Regions from separate parts of the Homo sapiens genome. Here region 1 is linked to region 2. A link is a loop called in an ENCODE intact Hi-C map of the cell type or tissue named here. Cell type or tissue: heart right ventricle. All regions are shown on one strand. Each heading gives the region's core, and the rest is flanking DNA. Links, peaks and the distances in the headings are about the cores only. Region 1 has its middle 62 kb from the start of NGF-AS1. Region 2 has its middle 16 kb from the start of NGF-AS1.

Region 1 (10,940 bases), core at 953-8,952, 47 kb before region 2:
TACTAAACATTTAAAACGTGGGTAGTCGACATGCGGATGTGCTGTCTGTATTGTATAAAATGCACACTGGATTTTGAAAATTTGTATGATAAAACAAATGCCAAATATTTCATTTATAATTTTTCTGTTAATTATATATTGAAATAATATTTTGAGTACATCAGGTTAAATGTTAGAATATTATTAAAATTAACTTTACTAGTTTCTTTTAATTTTTAAAAATGTGGGTACTTGAAAATTTTGAATACATACATGGTCTGTATCATATTTCTATTGGACAGCTCTATACTAGACCATGTAGCCACAGCCAAGTCATCCCAGACCAGAACCACCTAAGTGACTCAGAATTAAAGCAAATAAAATAGTTGTTACTATAAATCACTGATTTGAGATATTTCATTCTTTAGCAAAAAGTCTCTAATATCACAAGTATACTGTGTTTTACAGATCCTACCAACTTCACTTCTTGGCCTTATAGGAAGGAGCCACAGTCCCAAAGAAGTCTGGGGAGAGCAGGATGTGGCAGAGAACAATGATCGGTGCCTTGGTGTGGAACGGGGAGCATTGGTGAAAGGGTGCAGAGTTTGGGGGAGGGGAAAGCTGAGGGTTCTTGGCCTTCTCAGATTCCCAGTCTGGAAGGCACACTTGCTCAGCCTGCGGCCTGGAGAGCAGGGGCTTGGGAAATGCTGGAGAGGCCCTTTCTCCCCTTTCCCGCTCACACCCTCCTTTCCTATCTGCCCTGTCTGTGCTCTGCTGTCCTATCCCACAGAGTTCTGTGGGAAAAAACACTACATCAACAACAACAAGATAATAAAGGGCATGTCAATGAGAGAGCAGGACAGGGGAGGGGGAAAGGGTGATTTTGGCAGCAATACCCCATCATCTAGTGCCTCTGCACTTCCCTCACCTCCCTCCTCCCTGAACCAGATGGGATTGGAAGTCAGAGCTGAAGGAAGCCATAGAGATTGCCCACCTAACCCCTTTCTCTTACTGATGAGGAAACTAAGCCCCAAAGACATTGGCTGATTTGCCTAGGGTCACACAAGAAATTTGTGATGGTCAGGTCAAGAATTCAGTTTCCAGACTCTCAGCCCAGTGCTCTTTCTGCCACTCCCCATGATACCAGCTTGTCGGGTATCAGTCATGTTACACTCAGCCTTGGCTTTTGGAGACCCATTTCCAAGGGCAGTGTGAATCCAAGGGTTTCTTTTTGCCTGAGCACCATTTCTCTCTTTGAGCTGATTCCTCCACTGCTACTTAACTTTGGCTCCAAGATGTCAGAGGTTCAGAGTCCATTCCCATGGGGGCCTCTCTTTCCTCCTGCGGTGCTTTCCTTGGGTGGACTCTCACTTCTGTCCCCTCTCACCTTCTGCTGTATGCTGATTAAACAGAGCTATAGGCCCTGGAATGTTTCTGCAGCCAGCACACAGAGACTGATCCTGTAGCACAGGGACAAGGATTGACAGCCTTGCCAGAACCTCTCAGGCAATGGGATGAGGGAGTGGGATTGGCTGGGAGTAATGTGAAGGAGGGTGAGGAAGTCCTGGAGGCACCTCTTCTCTCCCTGTGCATGCCCAAATGATGAGCTGGGCTGGGATAATCCTTGTATCTACTCTGCTTCTGAGCACAGCCCACTTTGGAAGCCAACTCTTTCATACTTACACCATTTACTGCCTCGCTGCATTTATCATGTGACTCCAATGTGGACAATCTGTGGCTGTTCTCCATGATTTGAGCACATGCCGAGATGCTGTGATCATCTCAGGGATGTTGGCATCCACTCGGACCCATCCCTGCACTCTCCCAGCTCAGTTTCTTGATGGAGTCAGCTCCACTGACTTATCTCTGTTTCGCGTTAGCTGTTGTTGGCCAAATCTTGGGACTGATTGCTAGGCCATCGCCAAACACAGACTTGCTTATCTTCAGGATTCCACAATCTCTGGCTCTACTCTCCTGTGCATTCAGTCTTTTCACTCTGCTACATCTGTGAAGCGTTCTTTTTCTCTTAGTTCTCCTTGCTGACTCGGTCCCCTATCTGGGTGAAGGCACACAGTGCTTCCCTTCTAGAAGCTTGCTTCCTTTCCTTGGGACAGAAGAATTCATGCCTGAAAGGCTGCTTAATGTCAACAAAACAACATGCAAAGAGGCGTTGAAACCAACAACCTAAAAAGGGTCTGATTAAAAAAAATTCTGTCCAGTGTGTAGAACTTTGTCACCATGATGCTAAGCATCTTAATATTTTCAAAGCATTCTCCACTTTTCAGCCAGATGTTTGAAGTCAGGCAGATGTGCCTAATATTGCATAATTACAAAGCTGCTTACTCTCAGTTTCAGGAGGCAAACGTGGCCCAATCCAGGGAAATCAGCAGATGGCATGTCATGGCCATCGCAGATCTGAGGAGCTGGCCTTTGGGTGATTTCTGGTCCACATGACAAACATTCAAGGTGAATTAGAGGAGAAAAGCTACATGAAGTGATGTGCAAGTTGAAAAGAGAAAAGGGTGTGGTGCTATCCAGGAACCATCTAACGAAAAACCTCTTGCAAGGCAGATTGAGAATTTTAAAACAACACTCTCCGACCCAACTGCCCCGTGACATCTGTTAACACAAAAGGCAGAACTATTTCCAGGAAAAGCTCTCAGTGTTTGCAAGGGTGAGACCCTTCTGATGTTTTTGCAACTTTAGTTAAAGAGCCGAGGGATGGATTCACATCCTCGGCATTTCCCATGGGGGAACTCACAGACCGGTTGTACACAATGGTGTACATTCAAATGAAAAGAGAAAAAGTCAATCAGTTATCCAGATGTTTTTGAATTGTACCTGGACATAGCCACAGTGGGGATTTGGTCCATGGTAATAATATATTATTCTTGCAAGATGGTGAGAGAAAAATGTTCTGAAAGGAAAAAGAATGTGTTTTCTTCATACCCTTTTATACTTTCTTCTCCTTTTGGGGTTTATGTTTAACAGCATCCAGCAAAACAGAACATGGAGACTGAGGACAGAAAAGAGAAAGAAGCGTAGGGCAAGACCCCTCCTCCAAATTGCAGGTGGGTGCTCCTGGTTGGATAGAAATAGACTTGGAGTGGGGTAGGAGTTGTGGAAACAATACTTAGGCAGAGCCTGGCAGCTCCAGGGTGAAGGAGCAGATACATAGTAGGTGGGCACTCAGAAAGTATGAATGGCATTAAACACGACAGTTTGTTTCTCACATAGTTTTTTAGTATTTCTTTCTTTGAAGTCTAAACTTTCACCATTAGAAATCTAGTTCTTTGACTTAAGGAAAAGGTTCTCAGACATAAGTGTGCATAGGAGTCATCCTAGAAATATGTTAATTTGCAGGTTTCTGGGTGGAGGCCACTCTCAGAGATTCAGATTCAGTAGGTCTGGGGTGGTTCCCATGAATGTGCACTATGAACAAGTATCCCAAATGGTTCTAGCGTGTCTCTACTTTGTGAGACAATTAAGGCATTGCCTATTCCAGCTATTCTCTTTCAAAAGAAGACACAGGCTGCAAAGAGTAACCGTCCATCCACAGTATGGGAACCAGGTTCCAGAAAAGCTAGGGTCTAATCTCAGCTCTCCACCCTTCTTGCTGTATGATTTTGCGCCATACAAATACACTCTAAGAAATTCATTTTCCTCACCCACAAAATGGAGAAGAAAATTTTAGCCTAAATACCTGTCTGACTGATGGGTCAATGTAATAACATTATTAAATAAAATGATTAATGTAAAAGCCTTGAAGAGGCTTTGAAAAGTATTTCATTCTATCCACATATAAATTGTTCTTATTATTTCCCATTATCACCCATTAACACATGCATTTGAACTAGTTTGCGAGATTAAGCATTAGTGTAAGAGATGAACTTAGAGCGTAAGGGATAGCTCAGAAAGGGAAGGTGTGGGTAGTGCCACTGTGGCTTGCCCAAGGCTGCCAGGACGGCTCAGGAGGACCCCGAGATGGGGAGATAGGCGAAGTATGGGGATGAGGGGTGGGGTGAGCATTGGAGAAAATCTGAACTTCACAGTTTTGTTTCAGGTTTCAGGTTATTGGGCACTAATAATGTGCTTGGGGAGAGTTCTGTGTTTTTTACTCTCAAGATATTTTAATAAGCCTTGAGAGACCCACAGAGTAGAGTGTAGGAGGACAGTTTTTTGTGGAAAAATAAAGAAGAGGAACATTATGGAAATTGTATGGGAAAAGAATCAGCTTCAATGTAAAACTTAAAGAACGTATTCAAACCAACCACAGACGGCCTCTCACCTTCTGGATAATCTTGCTCTACTTTTGGACAACAAGAATGGTTGGCTATCTTCATATCCCCTAGGCTGGTTTAGAAATAGCCACTTCCTTTGGGAATTCAAGCCAATAAAGAACCCTGCCTTCCAAGGGTGGAGAACTGAGCTATGTGTGTGTGCATTCATCTCCCACAAAGAGGGGCGTAACATCTCCATCTCCCCTGCTGCTTGCGATTAGCAAATTTGGGAACAGGGGAATGATGCCTGTCTCTTCCTTAGCACAGAACGTCAGAGGCCCGAAGATGTGATTCCTAAGGGAAGGGAGGAAATATGTACAGGGTGGACTGGGGAGCAGGGCCAGTTGCACAAGGAGCCTGCAGTGGAGAGCTCAACATGAGCCTGGATCCAGCAGATTACATCTTGGCCAGCTAGACCATTCTGAATCAGACAGATCCCGAAGCTCCCTGCCTGTGTTGTCAGCTCAGGGCACCAACTAGAGTTCGTGCAGCCACTTGGCATGGCACTGTTGGGGCACTGAAGGACATCTGCTTCCGGGGTTGGGGGGGTGGGGGAAGTGGCAGACTTTAAAAACCAGTGGAGAGGGTGAGACAGGAAATGAAGAGCAACACATTTCTCATTTAAAATTTTGTGGAGAGGGGAAACAAATGGAGACTGGATTATCAACTGGGAATTTGGCCTGGAACCGCGGAGTCAGGAATGCTGAAGGGATGGGGTCCAACCTGACTGCAGAAGGCCAGGGAGGCCTTCTGTGGTCAGGGGGAGTCGGTCGGGCGCAGAGGCCTGGCTGATGGGCTGGATGGGACCCTGCCTTGCTAGTGAGGCCCCCACTGAAAAGTCTCTTGCTCATCCTGAGCTCAGAGAAAGGAAGGCACCATGCAAACGTGGAGCTGTTTTCACGTCTCTAACACGTCCCAGATTTGTGCTGCTGAGAGTCCGGTCCAATCCTGTGAAATTCCTGCTGTTTTTCTGTTTCTAACAAAACCACAGGGTGAGATGTCAAGACTGCTGCTTCCCTGATCAAGATAACAGAATGGGCCACAGTGAAGGCTCTAGAGGAACAGGAATATGGATAAACCCCAGCTCTGGAAAAAATCCCAAATCGTGAAGAATTCGATTTGGAATTGTGTGTATGTGTGTGTGTGCTCGTGTGCGCCTGTGTGTATGTGAGGAGGAGGCATAAAGAGAGAGAGTGGGGGTGGGCAGGGGAGGAGAATAGCGGGCTTATGCGTATTGTGCTTGTTTTGGCTGGTATTAAAATGCATCAGCATTTCCTGAATCCTCATGGACTATTGACAGGTTCTGAGATACCTTGAAGAATTTGTGGGCAGAGGGGTGGGGGGATGTCACCTTGTGATGACAAATTGGGTGGAAAACTTTTTAAATAATGAAGTCATATACGTGTAATGAAGTGTTTATTGCACTTGAGGATTCTTTTTAAATGGAATGTGTTGTAAATTGTTGGTAATGTTTCTATTCCTTTTCATTATTTTCTCACCAGTCTGGGAGTGGAAGAGAATTTTTTCTTCCATATGCAAAGTAGGTTTTAAAGCATCCCTCTGGGCCAGCTCGGCCCTCCGAGGTGACTGGTGACTCCAGTGCACCTGAGGAGTCTGATTAACTTATGGATATATGTATGGGAGGAAAACAGAGAGGAAAAGCACAGATGGGCTCCTGAGAACCGGGGCTATCATTCTGGGACAGGGGCATGTGGTTTTTGACACCCTGCTTGGGGACACTGCCTTTATACCCCCAGTGGCAGCAAACTTGCTACTTACTGCTTAGAACACAGAAGCATTTTTTTGTTGCTGCAGTTTTGCTAGACTCCTGAAGGGGAAAAAGTCCTCTCGTTTTTACATTGCTTTGGCTGTTAACCCTTCTGAGTTGAGTGTGAGGTTGAGATCTTTGGCCTATTGGGATGGACAGCTTGCTTTCTTGGGCTCTTTTGAAATGTAGCTTCATGGCTCTCTCCCCCTTCTCTTCACACAGTCCTTTAGGAATTTCTGGAGAGGTAACCTGGGGTCTCCCCAAGCTTCCTGCAGCCCAACCAACCAACCCACCAACCTGGCTGATGCATATGTGGAATATCGGCTTCCTGTTCTCTGAAGGGCAAAAAGGACACTGAAGTATAGCCTACAGGCTCTGCGGCCCAAAGCTCATTAAGAAGATAATAGATTTAGGCCAGCCGCAGTGGCTCACGCCTGTAATCCTAGCATTTTAGGAGGCCTAGGTGGGTGGATTGCCTGAGCTCAGGAGTTCGAGATCAGCCTGGGCAACATGGTGAAACCTCGTCTCTACTGAAATACAAAAAATTAGCCAGGCCTGATGGTGTACGCCTGTAGTTCTAGCTACTCGGGGGGCTGAGGCAGGAGAATTGCTTGAACTGGGGAGACGGAGGTTTCAGTGAGCTGAGACTGCATCACTGCACTCCAGCCTGGGTGACAGAGCAAGACTCTGTCTCAAAAAAAAAAAAAAAAAAAAGAAGAAGAAGATAATAGATTTAGAAGACACACAAATAATTGTTTAAAAGAATGGCCCTAATGTGCTGCAGTCTGAGGTGGAAGGTTAGTAAGGTCTGGACTTCCTCGGAATATGACTGAGTTTTCAGATCACGTGAGACGTCTTCATGGAAGACATTGAGGTAGTTACCACATCTTCTGGATGTCCCACAGCCAACAGCATATCAATTTGGGTGAGTTTTAAAGATTTGGCCCTGATAATGGCACCCTGACTTGAAGTCCCTGAGAACCCAGGGATATTTAGGAAGGTCATATGACTTCCAAAGGGTCCCTGATTGAATGCTTTCTCTCCTAATCATGGGGAAGAGGGTGGCACAGCATGGGGCTAAATCCTCACTCCATCCTTACTCATGTTCAAACAATCCCAGACTTACTGATCCATGAAATGTGTCTCAGGTGTGTCTGTGGTTTCTGGGTTAGGAAGTAAATGGACTTTTGCAATTCTTTCTTATATAAATAGGAAAACTGAGATTTAGAAAAGTTGTGACATGCCCAAGATTGTGACAAAGCCAAATAAGAACTTGGTTCTCTGAACTTTCAGGCTCCTTCAGACATTAAAAGCAGGAATTGGATTAGTGTAGCTGCCGGAGGTTTCCCACTGTCTCCACTCCCAGTTTCCACGTGCATTTCCTCTGGTGCTCATCAAGTGTACAGTGCTGCTGTGGTGAGAATTTGTCAAATGAGTCTCCAGTCTCAGAAGGTCTATGTAAATGGGGTTTCAAGTCATCACAGGGACTGAATTTAGTCTCAAGTACCATAAAGAAAATACTTTTAAAGCTCTTCTAAAAATAAAGCTCCTCTGAAGAGATGTTTGGCCTGTGGCTAATGTGTTTGGAAACATGTTTTCTGTAAAACTCAACCTTATTCATCTACTTGCAAATCCAGAAAGACAACTTTCACTACACACATCAGGGCTTGTCCCAAATTTTCCCTACTCACAGTGGAAGATGCCGGGGTGTGAACCATTGGCTTAAGGTGCCTCTGCCTCCCTTTCCCCAAAACAGTTTAGGAAGGGAGGGTTTGGGTCTAGTGTCCAGCCTGGGCTCAGCTTTGGATGCTGGCAACCTGGACCTAGGCACACCAGGGAGGCTGCTTTCTTTGCCCTTGTCTTGCCACTTCCCATCTCCCATGTCATAGGAGGAGCTTGGAAGGAGCTGAAGGCCGTCACCTTCCTACAAAGCAGAGAGATCCTCTCTCCAAGAACGGCTTTTGCTGCCCTCTGGGTCCTGCTATTTCCATGGCTCCTGAAGAATCAGCCTCTGATATTTCAATTGCCCCTTCATCAGAACTGTCAAACCTGGTGAATCTCTTCTCTTTTTCTCTGGCTCACTCTCTCTAAAACACGCATCTTAAACAAGTTTTAAAATCCCTGAAGAATGGCAGAAATACAAAGAACTCAATTCCAAATAATATTGTCATGTTCTGCTGCATAGTTGAGGTAATCACCGTTAAGTAAGTGCAGGTATGGGTGACTCTCTAAGACAAGGATGAAAGTACAGTGGACAGGTGAGCCCATGGCCCAGGACTCAGGCACTCACAGCCTCCCACGTTTCTTCTCTATTTCACAATTGCTGATCCAAGGCGGGAGGGGTGCCATTCATGTGTGGCATTCACATGAGAGAGGTGGGCATTGTGGGTCCTCAGTGCAGGGCCTGTTGTGTCCTCAATGAACCCAGGATTGAGTCCCACAGTGGACAGACTTTGCCAACTTTTATAAATCTCTCTCAAGACACTCTCCTCCAATATTGCACCTTGAACTGATGTAATTTCTTGTAGCGAAAAAATTAAAATCTATCCTTTTTGACCTTCATATGCAACATGCATATCAAGAGAGTTGTCTTAGCAGCAGCAATTTTATATTGGGAGATTTGAGCATGGACTGGCTGTTGGGAGAGCTTTATGAGGCATTCCATGATGTCTTGGCTTTAATTTTGCTTTTATTTTGATGTGACAAGATGTGTTGGACTGAGATGCCTTTGGGCTCTAGCCCTGGAATTTACAAAAAGAGAATACTGCAGGGTTATGGTGGGGGTGAGGCTGGAAGATGTTACCCACTCACAAAGCTTCAGCACAGCAACATATGTTAGAAGAATAAACTAACATTGGAACAGTAAATACACACATACACACACACACACACACACATACACACACACACACACAGAGTGGGAGAGAGTGAGAGAGAGTGCAAAGCCAGTGTTAAATCCTGGACATCCCTGCAGGGTCCTCATGCCTGCCTTTTTCTCTTAGTCTTGTGGGGGTGGGGAAACTCTTTGGTATTCTCCTTTCTCACTTGTAGGAATATAAGGAGGAAAGGAACCAGAAGTAAAGTGTCTGGGCCTCTCTCAGCCATGCTTTTCATTTCCACTTATTATCTAAAGTAATTCATTACTACTTCTGTGCTCTCTTTTCATCTTTTCCTTGAGCCTCCCCTGAGCTCCCTTGAAGGTGGCAGGTGACAGGCTGGCTTGACCAGAACAAAGACAGTTATCCCTGGCTGCCGCCTGTTTCCCAATGGGTGCCTGCCCTGTCTTGTTACACTTCCTCTGTGTGTCTAATTTACACTGCAAGCCCTCTGGGCAGTGGCTTTTTTTTTCTTTTTTAAAAAATTATCTGCTCTTCTCTGCTTACGACTGAAGTTTAACTTCTGCACCCCAACTCCTCCTCATTCTTAAGAAAATGCCAACAGAAAAATATTAAAATGATTGCTGCTGTATGTAAAGACAGAAGGGTAAAACCGAGGCACTGGAGGCTTTGGGTGGGTATTGATGGAGGTCTGGGAGCAGCTGGTGATTGACAGGGAGAAGAGCTGAATTAGTTAAGGAAGGGTCTCCTGGGTTTTGCTGGGAGTGGTGGCCAGACACAGACAAGGACAAGGAAGAAGGCCAGGACCTCTGATTGCTTTTCTCAGAACAGAAAAGATATTATTATTTGAACCTAGAGGCTGGGCAGTTTCCTGTCATAGAAAAACTGACTGGCCTCATGGCCAGAGAAAGGTACCAACTACTTTCTTTGGTATTTATGGTTCTCGTATCCAACGTAGGAAGTTAGGGCTAGACAACATCTGGAAGTATCTGGTAGAAGTATCTATTTATTTAAATCATCCATCCATTCATCTATCCATCCATTCATCCACTGATCCATCCATCCACAATGATTAACTGCAGTGAAAGAGAAGACATTTTTAGAAGATAAATGTGGTCAAATGTCCTAAAGTTTTATTCGCTTGCATGCAAGTAACCGTGATGTGTCTGGAGGACTGGAGGGCTGGAAATGAAAGGAGAAAAGCAATTATCTGGGCCCATGGATTTGGGAAGCAGATATGGGGATCCTCTCACTGCTGACAGAGCCCCAGTAAAGCATCTGGAAGGGTTTTAAACAGAATGAGGGTGTAACAATGACAGACGTATTCTTCCTCCTTCAAAATCCACAACAAAATAAACAACCACCACCAAAAAAAAAAAAAAAAAAAAAAAAAAAATAGGAGAGGTCAATTCAGGAAACTTTCCTAGAAAAGTACATGAGGTAGAAGAGAAAGGATAGGGAGGAGACCAAGCATTCTAGGTTGCAAGGAAGACCTAGGGGATGCCTGAGGGTGGGGATGAAGGGACTGACAAACATGTTCCATGGGCCATCTATGGGTAGGGCACTCGGTCGTGAGAGTAGTGATGGCACCTGAGGCAGGGCTACAGGAATAGATGAGGTAGGGAGCCCTGTCAGGGTGCAGTAAGCATCCCATGGAGAAGGCACGCACTGTGGGCCTGGAGCTTACTGGGGAGGTGGAACAAGCAGGGAAGCAGTCCTTGGTGCAAGCAAGGATGCACATTCCACATCAGGCTGCCCGCCCACGAGGAGGGCCTACACTTGTGGCTCTGAATCCATGTGGAGGCGGAAACGGTCTGGTTAAGATAGTGACAATGTGCTTTGTGTTTGTGCCTGAAGGGCCAGGGACCACGCTGTGGCACAATGAAGGCATTGAGAGTCAGCAGTCCCCAAGACTAGGTGTCCTAACAAGATGCCAAGACCCAGAGAGACAAGAGCTGAGCCCTTGCCATGAAGGTGCCGAGAGCTGTGGTCTCAGCCCTTGGAAATATCATCAAAAGAAGCTGTTCCGAGCAAAATGCATTCCATGTGTTGGCCTTGCCCATGTGTTTCTTGTCA
Region 2 (10,940 bases), core at 1,975-9,974:
CCTGGACTTCCCGGGAAGTGGTGAGCTCCTGTTATTGGAGGGCCCCCCACAGAGGTGAGATGCCCCTAGCCAGGCCAGCCTGGTGACAAGAAAATCCCTGCATGGGGAGGGGTGTCTTTGTATATGCCCTCTAAGGCCCCTGCTGACTCTGAGATTTGCCATTCTGTGGGTCTGGTAGGTTTGGGAGAATTTTCTTTGAAGAAAAATTCTCATGAGTTTATGTTATGTCTGGGGGAAAATGCACAGGAGCATTTGGGAGTTGGTCTACTGATTACTGGAAAGGGGGCAGTGAGAGAGGCTGCCACCCATTGTCACACCACAGTCCACTCACCTCTAGCCCATCTCTTTTTACAGCATGAAGAAGGCCTTGCAAACAAAGCCATTTTGTGAGAAAATAAAATAAAAGCAAAACCAAGCAAGTGTGCATGCTGTAGAAAGGGAACACTTACTTGGAGAGTTTGTTTGATTCTTCTTCTTTAGTTATTTTCTAAGCAGCTTGGCAACAGACCTATTGGAGACAGCTTCTATGCACTGGAGTGTGAGTTTCCAAGCATTATAGGCACAGATGTTTTGGAAATCTAAACAGGCTGTCTGAAGCTGCTTTTTTAAAGTGAAGAACCGTTTTCAACAAATGTGGCAATCCATTTCAATTAAATATTTTAAAAGATTTTTGTGCTTATGTAAAGAACAGTTTTAATTCCATGGTCTGACCCTAACTTCTTCATGGAAATGACCAGAACTCCTGTGCTATTGAAATCCAGGGCCACAGACAACTGATTCTACCACAAAGGAGAATACCCACCCCCGACCCAACTCTTTGTTTCCACCCATGTGGGCCTTTTCTCTGCCCCTATTTCTCTTATTTTAGCATATATTTAATTAAGGCTTCTGTGTTCCTGGTCCTGATAATACATTTCAACAGAAAAACAAGGCCCACATCTTCAGGAAGCTTAACATCTAGAGTGGGAAATAATTTGACCCATATGAAATGACTTGAGGATAATTGTAAGGCAATTAACAGGTCTGGCCATGGCAAGGATGGAGACAGGCCATACTCACCACCTCCCGCGCCACAATGCTTTTTGTGTGTGTAGAAAACCTCATATTATGGCAGCTTCTTGGGGAACACACTTACAGAGAGGGGTAGTTGCAAAGTCTGTTACGTAAATCTCAATGCCCTAGCGAGCGTGATGCTCTAGTTGGCCCCTGTTCTTCGGGAGGCAACTTAGAAGAGAGTATTGAGGAGGAACTTGGTAGGAACTGGCTGGCATAGAATGTGTGTATCTTCCACTTGGCTTTGAGCAGGAACAGAAAGAACGGTTCAGATAACTGCATACAGTAATCCTGGTTAATTAATGTTCCACAGATGAGTTAAAATATATTGTCATTCCACATTCATTTTTTGAGTTTTTATCTTTTATGGGCTAATATCTGCTAAGTGTGTGGTAACTGATTGCAAGAGAGATCTTATTCCTGCAGAAAAGACAGACTTGTGAACAAAATTTTCAGTATGTTAGTTACAAAGAATTAACCAAGGCACCCTGTTTTCCAGCCACAGGTCAGAATGAATTCTCTGGGGCTGCTTTGCATACCAAGTGTTCTGAATTAAACCTTAAAAGTGTCTTTATTTTTTAACTTCTCATACACAGTGATTAAACAAAAAATGAAGAAAAAAGAATTAAAAAGACATTGACAGGAATTGATAAACACTGTGTTTCATTTAGGGTTGGGAGCGTGAAGAATATGTCTCTTCTTTTTCTGCTAGTTATTATCCATCTGAAGGGATTATGTCATTATTTGTCCAACCTTCATGAACCTCATGAACAGCAGTGCTCTCCACGTAGAAGCTGGACTTAAGATTCACCCTCTTAATCCTGAAGGCTTCCTGCTGTGTCCCTTGCTTGAAAGACAGGGTTTGCAGAAAGGATGTTGGGTTTGGCTAACCAACAACATTTGATTATTTTATTTTGTTAAAGATTGCAACATTATGCAGCCGTTTCCCCTCCTGTCAGGATTTCTTTCTCATGACTTTCATTTCTTCAGAGGTGTTGAGACCATAGTGCCTGGTTTCAGGCTGGACACACGTCCTTCTCCTAGAGTCTACAAGTCAGTCTTTATTCTACAGGAAAACATCCAACTGAATGCTGAGTGTGCATTGACCTCTCATTCAGTCTTCAACAGGGAACATATAGTTCTGGTTCCTTCTTCCAGAACTTTTTTTCTTTAAGTTCCAGAACTAAGTTCCTTTAAGTCCTTTAATGAGTTATATCTGCTACATGGATATCTTTGTTCCTAGCTGTTTGTCTGTTCAAAAAGAATTGGTTACCAAAGTGAAAGGGGGGCTTTGGGGTGGGTAATTCCTATTTGAGACCCTTTGAGTCTTACTTGTTTCATTTGTAAAATAGATTGAGGTAATGTAATGGGTGCATGGGTTCTTTAGAAATGGTAAAGATCTATAACATTACACAGTATTGGCCAGGTGTGGTGGCTCACACCTGTAATCCCAGCACTTTGGGAGGCTGAGGCTGGTGAATCATGAGGTCAGGAGATCGAGAGCAGCCTGGCCAACATGGCGAAACCCCATCTCTACTAAAAATACAAAAAATTAGCCAGGCCTGGTGGTGGGCGACTGTAATCCCAGCTACCCGGGAGGCTGAGGTGGGTGAATTGCTTTAACCTGGGAGGTGGAGGTTTCAGTGAGCTGAGAACGTGCCACTGCACTCCAGCCCGGGTGACAGTACGAGACTCTGTCTCAAAAAAAAAAAAAAAAACCACAGTATTATTATAAAATATGCCCCATGCAATATTGCAATGGCAAGAAATTTCTTGCTAAATTTACACCACCTAGAAAACTTGGAGTCATCCTTTACTCCTCCTCCTTCATCACCTATGTCTAATCTTCCACCAGATCCCACTGATTTGCACTGCAGTATCTGATACTTTTCTTCCCACTGTCTCCACCCTAGTCCAGGTTCTCATTTTACCACCATATCTCCTGCCCCCATCCACCTCTCGCCTTCTTACACACAACTGGAGTGAAGGTCCTGCCCCACTGTTCAAAGAATTACTGTGCTGCCTGCTAGAGATGCCAGCAAATCCCACCTCCACTTTCTGGCCTCCAGTGCCTACTATCAACATTTCTTACACCCCTGTCTCACCAATTCAGATCTCCTAATTCATTAACATGCATTCCTCACTCTTAAAAATATATTTGTCACTACAGGAATGTGATTTCAAATGTCTGATTTTTTATTCCTTTAACCCTTTCAATAAACATTGGTTGTTTTACTTTCTCTGTGCCAGGCATTGTGCTCTGTTTGCTGTAAGAAATAGGCCTTAGTCTCCAGGCAGTACTGTGCAGAATGAAAGATCCGGGTTTGAATCTTGGCTCTGACGTTTACTAGCTGTGTGATCTTGGATAAGATGCATGTCTTTTTGAGTCTCAGGTTCTTCATCTTGTGTTGCAAGGTGTAAATGAAACAATGTATCTGATCCATATCATTGGTCTTTTGTAATTGTCAGAAGTTACTATTATCATTATTATTGTTAATAAGCCAGGTCAGCCAACACTGTAATTCAGCTAGAGGAAGGAGAAAATGCAGGGAGGAAGGAGCGAATGCAAGGAAAAAGATGATGGGCCATTTCTGTGGTAGACAACAAGGCTCGGTTTCAGAGCACGGGTGAAATACCCCCAGTGATGCAATAAATCGTAGAGAATATCTGGTGGGAAATGTTATTCCTGTATTGGGTGCTACTGTGGCCAGTGTGGCTTGGGGAAGGCATAGTTACACTTAAGGGTTTGGCCATTCTCCTTAGCTTCCTGGGAACATCAGGGCCACCTGTCTCCTTTTCTTCCCTTGCCACCTACACCTGTATGTAGAGTGTTTCTCATCTTTACCCTTTGTACTTCTGTTTGTGCTATGAAGCAGCAGATTCTGCGTGTATTACAGGGTAACTCTTATTTCCTAAGGCTTTGTATGCTCCTAGAAGGGAGGAAATACCTTATTAATACTGATAACTCCTCCAGTGTTACTGTAAGAGGTTCATGTAATATATACACAAATTGAATGTCAGTGATGCCTCATTGATTATGGATCAGTTCCAAACTCAGCCCACAGCCAAAATTCTCTAACTTTATCTTTCACTGTTCCCTAGGGGTGCTTTAGACAATCCAGTCTCCTCATGGTCCTGGAAAAATATAATGCTTATTACATTCTTGTGGTGTAGAAAATTTCATACCCTTTGGAGCCAAGGATACTTATATTTGAAAGCCAGCTCTGTATTTATTAGAAGTATGTGTATAGGAGAATAAGCTTCATGATTTCTCTGACACCCAATGTCATCTGTAAAATGAGGATCATAAAATGTGAACTTTTCTACAAAGCACTTGGAGCATAATAGGTGATATATAAATTTTAGTTTTCTTCCCACTTTCCTCTGTCATTTTCACTTCTTCTGGAGATGCTATTTTCCTTTCTGTGCCTCCCATTTACTTAATTTTCCCCTTTCAATGGTGTAACCACATCTAAATCTTCCTTTTGATTATTCAACTCACTTGGATTTCCCATTCATTCATTCATGCATTCATTCATCAAACTGTAATGTGGCACTTTCTTCACTGAGTCCTTGATTACATACTGCCCTATATTGTTGTCCAGTTGTTGCAGTAACCTGGAGCATTCCCCAAAGCTAAGCATCTGTTAGCCTGGGTCCCTGAACGAGGAGGATGTGGCGCAGAGCCCTGCCTCCTCCGTGACTTACGAAAGACACCTCACATACATGGGAATTTAGGCATTTACAGTTTCAAGTTTCTGAAATTAGCATCAACTAAGTGATCCTGCCTGATACAGATATCTTACCTTCTGAGTAAGGCTAAGTACAAGGACTGTGTCTTCTCATCCCCTCATGTCTCATGGTACCTCAAGGAGTACAGTGCACATACCAGGATTTTAGTGTTTGTTGCTAAGCGAAAATATTTTCCTTCAATTATAGCATCTTGGGATTGAAAGGGATAACTAACCAACTAATGTCAATATTTGTTTGTCTGAATCTTTTCTATATATTTTCTGCCTGGTGTTCAAAAAATTCCAATGACAATTTCATTGCATTCCAAGTCAAATTGACCATTTTTTAGAAAATTATTCTAGAAATTTCAGCCTTATGTAGATTTTAAAAAATGATTTTAATGTAGCATCCTCCCCTTGGTCTGAAGAGGCTCTCAAGTAGTAAGGAAAATGCTGGTGCCTGAGCCCTGCTCCTCGCTGTGCTGGTGTGGAGAAGGGGGTGCTTTCCTCCTGCCTGAGAGAATTTACATTCGTGAATTCCATGATCCAGGTGGAATATTCCCTCCATTCAAGAAAAGCCTCAAAGGCACCAGGCCACTTGTGGAACAGTTTTCAGACATGGGGACATGGCCAGTGGGTGAAGGAAGAGCTTTCTTTTGGCCACCTCGAAGCGTGGAGGGGCTTTGAGGAAAGGCAGGTGCTCTCTATGGTTGTGAATTGTGAGGACAAAGACACTCTATGTGGGATTCCATGGATTTTTCCCTCAGATGTTATAAGGCAATCCCAACTGTTGCCACAAAACCATGCAGAGACACTCATCTGACAGCCCTGAGCTTGGCTGTACTGGCTCTAGTCACAGACGACACTACACTTTCCCCAGGGAAAAACCCATGATTAAGAGGCGTGGGAGGGTCCACTTGCAAGGATGCTGTTGACGTCCATCTGGATAAAGCCTGTAGGGACTGTGATTTATTTCCATGAACTGCGTCTCAGGGCTCTGCAGCCAGTGGTGGTCTGCAGTGGAGCACCAAGTTACATACGCAAGAGCACGCTCAGCGCCTGAGCTATTCAGCCCCAGAGGGATGTAGAAAGTTGAAAGCTCAGCGGAGGAAATAATATCACAAATTAAATGGTTTTGAATCATAACAAAATGAGTTTTTCTTGGAAACTGTTTTGTTTCTTTAAATCAAAAACAAAACCTCTCAGACTACAGAAAAACACAACCCAGAGACTTAGGCAATTTGGGGAGCTCGTCACTCTTTTGCTCCCTCCCCTTTCACTCCTTCCCCTTTCATTTTGAAGAATGATTTCTTTGACAACTGAACAGTCCCCCAGATGAGCCTGTGACTTTCTAAGGCCAAGAGATTGAGTTTTCTTCAGGATGATAGAAAGAGGAGAATAGAAAATGTGATGAATGTGTTTGGGTTCAATCCCGAAACAATTATTTAGTCTGTCTACTTTCCAGGCACTGTAGAGGTGAACAGGAACAAGACTCAGCCCCTATCTTTAAGGTAGAGAAATACTTATTCAATAAATAATTGTGGTGAGTTTCGATACATAGATATGTAGCAACCTAGCATGTGTAAAGCAGCTTTCTTAGGAACAATGAACTTTTCTTGAGTGCCACTATGTGTCAAGAGCTCAATATTTCTCACTAAAACCCAATGAGGCAGAGGTACCCCTTATTATTCTCTCCTCATAGATGGGGAAACTGAGGTACAAAGTGCCTGAGTAACATGGTTAAGGTCTCGCAGCAAGTAAGAGGTGACTGCTATAACTAGAAGCAGATCTGTCTGCTTCTATCACCGATAGACTTAACTATGGAGTTATACACACACGCTTTATTTTATTTAGTACTCCCAACAGACCTGGTAGGTAGCAATAAATATGCTTGTTTTACTAAATAAGGTAATGGACACAGATAGATTAAGTAATAACTTGCCCAAGATATCATGCATAGTAGCAGAGCCAGGGCTTGCTCCAGGTTTGTTTCCAGCAGACCGTCTCTGGAGGACAGTCATAGGCAGCTGGTCAGGACAGATTCATGCTCTCTATCAGATACAGGAGGGGGGTTTGGTATCAACTAGCATCCAGCATGGTGCCTGGTACCTACCAACTCTCTGTTGGTGTTTGTTACCTAAAATTTAATTCAACCTTCGACTTCCTCATAGAGGAAGAAACTAAGATCGAGAGAAGTAAGTGACTTATTTGAATTTGCAGAGCTAGTAAGTGCAATTACTTAAAAACTGAAGTATGAGAAGGAGTTTGCAACAAGAGCCTGGTTATTAGAACCGAAGTGAGGTGGTATATTTGTATTCATTTAGATAGGCTAAGTTACACTGTGAGTATATATTTTTTTCTCTATAGCATAACGACATCTCAATTGCTGAAAGTTTACCAAATGAAGGCTTATTTCTAGTTTATGCTTTAACCCTGTGGCTTAATGGAAAATTCAACACATACTGGTCTCTCAGGATCCAGGCAGAAAAGGGCTCTATCATTGTATGATTTCATCATCTCAACACAAAGTTTTGGGGTTCACCACAGCAGAGAAGGAGGGCACGGAGAATTACACACAGGCTGAAATGCTTCCACTGGGACATGATCCACATCACTTCCACTCACTTCTCATTGACCAAAGCAGCTAACATGGCTGCTTCTAACATTAAGGAGGCCAGGCAGTGGCTTTCTTAAATCCTCCTTTGTGCTTGGAGGGAGCAGAGGCATTAATGACATACGATAGTTGAGTGCTTAGGCTCTAGAGTTGGAGAGTTATGTCTGCGAATTTCATCTGAGACGTTTATTGTTGTGTGATCTTGACTATTTCTCATCTGTGGTTTCTTCTTCTGTAAAATGGGTCAATCATAGTAACATATCAAACACTTAGCCCAGTGTCTCACACAATGTCAGCCCTTAATACATGTTAGTATCACCATGAAGTCACAATCAGTTGGGAAGTATGACAGTTATATTTCTGTTTTAAAAAGGAAGAGGAGGTGGATACGAGGGCAACAAGACTGGCTACAGATACAGTAGTAAGGAAACTAGAGCAGTGTTCCAGGCAAGAGATAACGAGGGCCTGAACAGGGCAGTGGTTGCAAAGACAGAGGGATCAGATCTGAGAAAACTAAGAGCTTAAACTCACAGGACTTGATGATAGTGAGATTTTTTTTTTAATGTTACTGAAGTTCTCTTCAGTACCTTGGAGGTTCACAGTTGGTGGCATGAGGAGGAGTCCTCACTTGGAGTCATCATGGTAAAGTCATAAAGGAGAAGAGACTCTCACAGGAGGCAGGAGGAGTGATGGCCTGGAAGCAGCAATGGGTGCCCAGTGCTACTCCCTCTCTACCCCCACCTTAGCTTGAGGTAAATGAGGAATGGGAGAATGAGAAACCATGGAGAGAGTGGTAGGGGGATGCTATGGTAAATGTTTATATCGCTTCAAAATTCACATGTTGAAACCTAATCCCCAATGTGCTGATATTAAAAGGTGAGGTAATTAGGAGGTGATTCAGTCATGAGGGTGGTGCCCTCATAAATGGGACAATGCCCTTGAAAAAGAGGCCTGAGGGCACTCGTTTGACCCTTTGTCATGTGAAAACACCAAGAGAAGGTGTCATTTATGAAGCAGAGAGCAAGCCCTCACCAGAAAGCGAATCTGCTGGCACCTTGATCTTGGATTTCCCAGGCTCCTGAACTGTTAGCAACAAATTTCTGTCGCTGATGAATTACTTAGTTTATGGTATTTTTGTTATAGCAACCCAAACTGACTAAGACAGGGGAGCAGTGTCCTCAAGATGTGTTAGTTTCTGCTAAGGCTAGAGGGACAGAGTGCAATGGAATGAGATTTCCTGAGGAGGCAAAGGGTGAATACTTGTCAAGGGACTGACTGGGAACCAATCATCTCTTGGGCCCCTAGGGAAGGTTACAACCAGGAGGCATGAGGCTTGAGGTTTGAGGGATGGCAATGCCTCGACCTCGGGGTCTTATCTAATTTCTCTGTGTGTCCCAGGATCTAGCACAGAATACACAGTCAATGCTTGACTAATGTTTCTTAAGTTGGAAGAGAGGCCCCCTTTAAGAAGAAGAGAGAGGCTAAAAAGCCCTTTTCCTGGCCAGACCTGATATTTTTCTATCACTAATGTTGGACTGAAGACATCAGGCAGCAAGTGACAAACACCAACTGAAGCTGGAGAATTTTGCAAGGCTATTCTTATAAATTACTCTGCAGACATAAAGTGTTGTCACTTTTGTCACCGTTTTGTCTTTGAGCAGGATAGGGAGTACCCCTGAATTGAACATTCCTCGGCCAGCCTTTCTGAGGCAGAGACTGACAGAGCTTCTGAGGACAAGACCTTGGGTATGAGCATGTGGAAGTCTCTGCCTATTACTGTGTTCTAGGATAGCCCTGGCCGGACCCCACAAACATGCTATGGGCCAGGGGAGTATCAGCTGTGTGGGCAGTGCATAGATAGCTGGGCCTTTCTGCCCAGTGTTGGTACAGTTACTGCCCGTCACTCTGCAGATCACGCATGGCCAGGAGTAGCTTTTGCGCCTCCTTTCATGCTACTCAGTCCACTGAAGCACTCTCTTCTTTTGTTATCAGATAGCGTGTGCCCAAGAGAAAGGTGAACATACCTAGGAACATTACCAGCCACACACATGGGCTCCTATGTTGCCATCCAAAACCAAATAAACATGTTTTTGAACCAACTGCACCATTGCTCCCTTCCCTCTGTGCAGGTTATAAAGAATCGAGTTGATCCCCTCATTCTATTTGCTCATTAAATAAATTATTATTGTAAAATATATATGAGATAAAATTTACCATTTTAATCACCTGTTTAACCATTGTTAAGTGCACATTTTAGGGCATTAAGTGCATTCACATTAAGTAGTTTCACATTGTTACACAACAGAATCAACTTGCTTTTGCTTTGAGTGCCAGCCACCCTTGTTTCTGTCTTTTTCATATGCCTGCAAATATATCTAGAAGTTCCCTCCATCTTCCCTGTGTACATAAACCTTGGAAAAGATGACACCATGAAAATTGCTCTGAAATGCCATTTGCTGCTCTGTAGGAAATGGGCACTGTTAGATTTCTTATACTCTCGACCCACTGGCATTTTGCCTGTGAGTTATATGACTCCACTCCTGGGCACTTGGTGTAGGGATCGGCCACAATGTGAACCACACATCATTCAAGACATACACCCCCCTTTCCCCCCTTTATGTGAAAAGACAATCATGCTCAAGTTCTTCCATGATTATAGAAGCTAGGAAAAAGCAAAAATTAACAAAATAACACAATATTACCTATTTCTATGGTTTCGTCTTGTCTAACAAAATTATTGATCAATAATTCTAAGTTGGTAGCATTGCTAAACTTTTCCATGGTCCCTCTTCAGTAAGCTGTCTTCTGGGCCCATGTTTCCTGCTTGCTTAGCTTCCTGGAAGTCCAGCCTAGTGTTGGAATGAAGTAAAAAGAGGGAGAGGAGTGGTTAGCAAGACTCTTAGTCTACCTGGCTTGCTTTAACAAAAATACCTTAAACCACATGTCTAATAAACAACAGAAATTTATTTCTCACAGTTGAGGAGGCTGAGAAGCCCAGCATCAAGGTTCTGGCAAATTCAGTGTCTGGTGAGGGCCTGCTTCCTTATAGATGGTGCCTTCCTGCAGTTCCCTCACAGGGTGGAAAGGGCAAGGCAGCTCTCTCTGGCTTTTTATATAAGGGCACTAGTTCCACTCACGTGGGCTCTGTCCTTATTACCTGATCATCTTCTAGAGGCCCTACCACCTAATAGCATCACCTTGGGAGTTTAGATTTCAACATATAAATTTTGAGGGGACACAAACATTCAGACCCTGTGCCACTTTCGGTGTTCCACCAGAAATAGCTCTGCCAACCGGTGTCATTTCTCTATTGAAATAGGAAGCCTACATCTTAATGAATATAGGTTTTCTTATCTTTCTGTTGGGATAAAGGCTAAGAGGGTCATTCTCCAAAGAAACACTGTGCCAAAGTAGAATCTCGTTTGGAACACAGAGGTAGGGATAGTTTGGTGATGCGGAGGAAAGCTTAAATTATAGAATTTATTTAGCCATCTGTTCAATAAATCTTAACTGAGCACCTACTCTTGTGTCAAGTTCTGTAT

Evidence for each region. Peaks named below come from ENCODE experiments on the same cell type or tissue, not always from the same donor. Only the 100,000 strongest peaks of a DNase experiment are listed, where the experiment ranks them.
Region 1: it touches region 2 in a loop (3-fold over the local background); 10 of 110 quality-filtered maps call a loop at or near these places.

The regions. Positions count from the first base shown.
Region 1 is chr1:115,215,549-115,226,488 of GRCh38, forward strand. No RefSeq gene overlaps it. Among named protein-coding and RNA genes, the nearest start is that of NGF-AS1, 62 kb to the right of the region's middle. In heart right ventricle, for the core only: no CTCF peak of the experiment used is centred there; DNase peaks (open chromatin) are centred at 1,755 and 4,566; H3K27ac peaks cover 2,629 bases.
Region 2 is chr1:115,261,170-115,272,109 of GRCh38, forward strand. No RefSeq gene overlaps it. Among named protein-coding and RNA genes, the nearest start is that of NGF-AS1, 16 kb to the right of the region's middle. In heart right ventricle, for the core only: no CTCF peak of the experiment used is centred there; a DNase peak (open chromatin) is centred at 5,702; H3K4me3 peaks cover 294 bases; H3K27ac peaks cover 1,408 bases.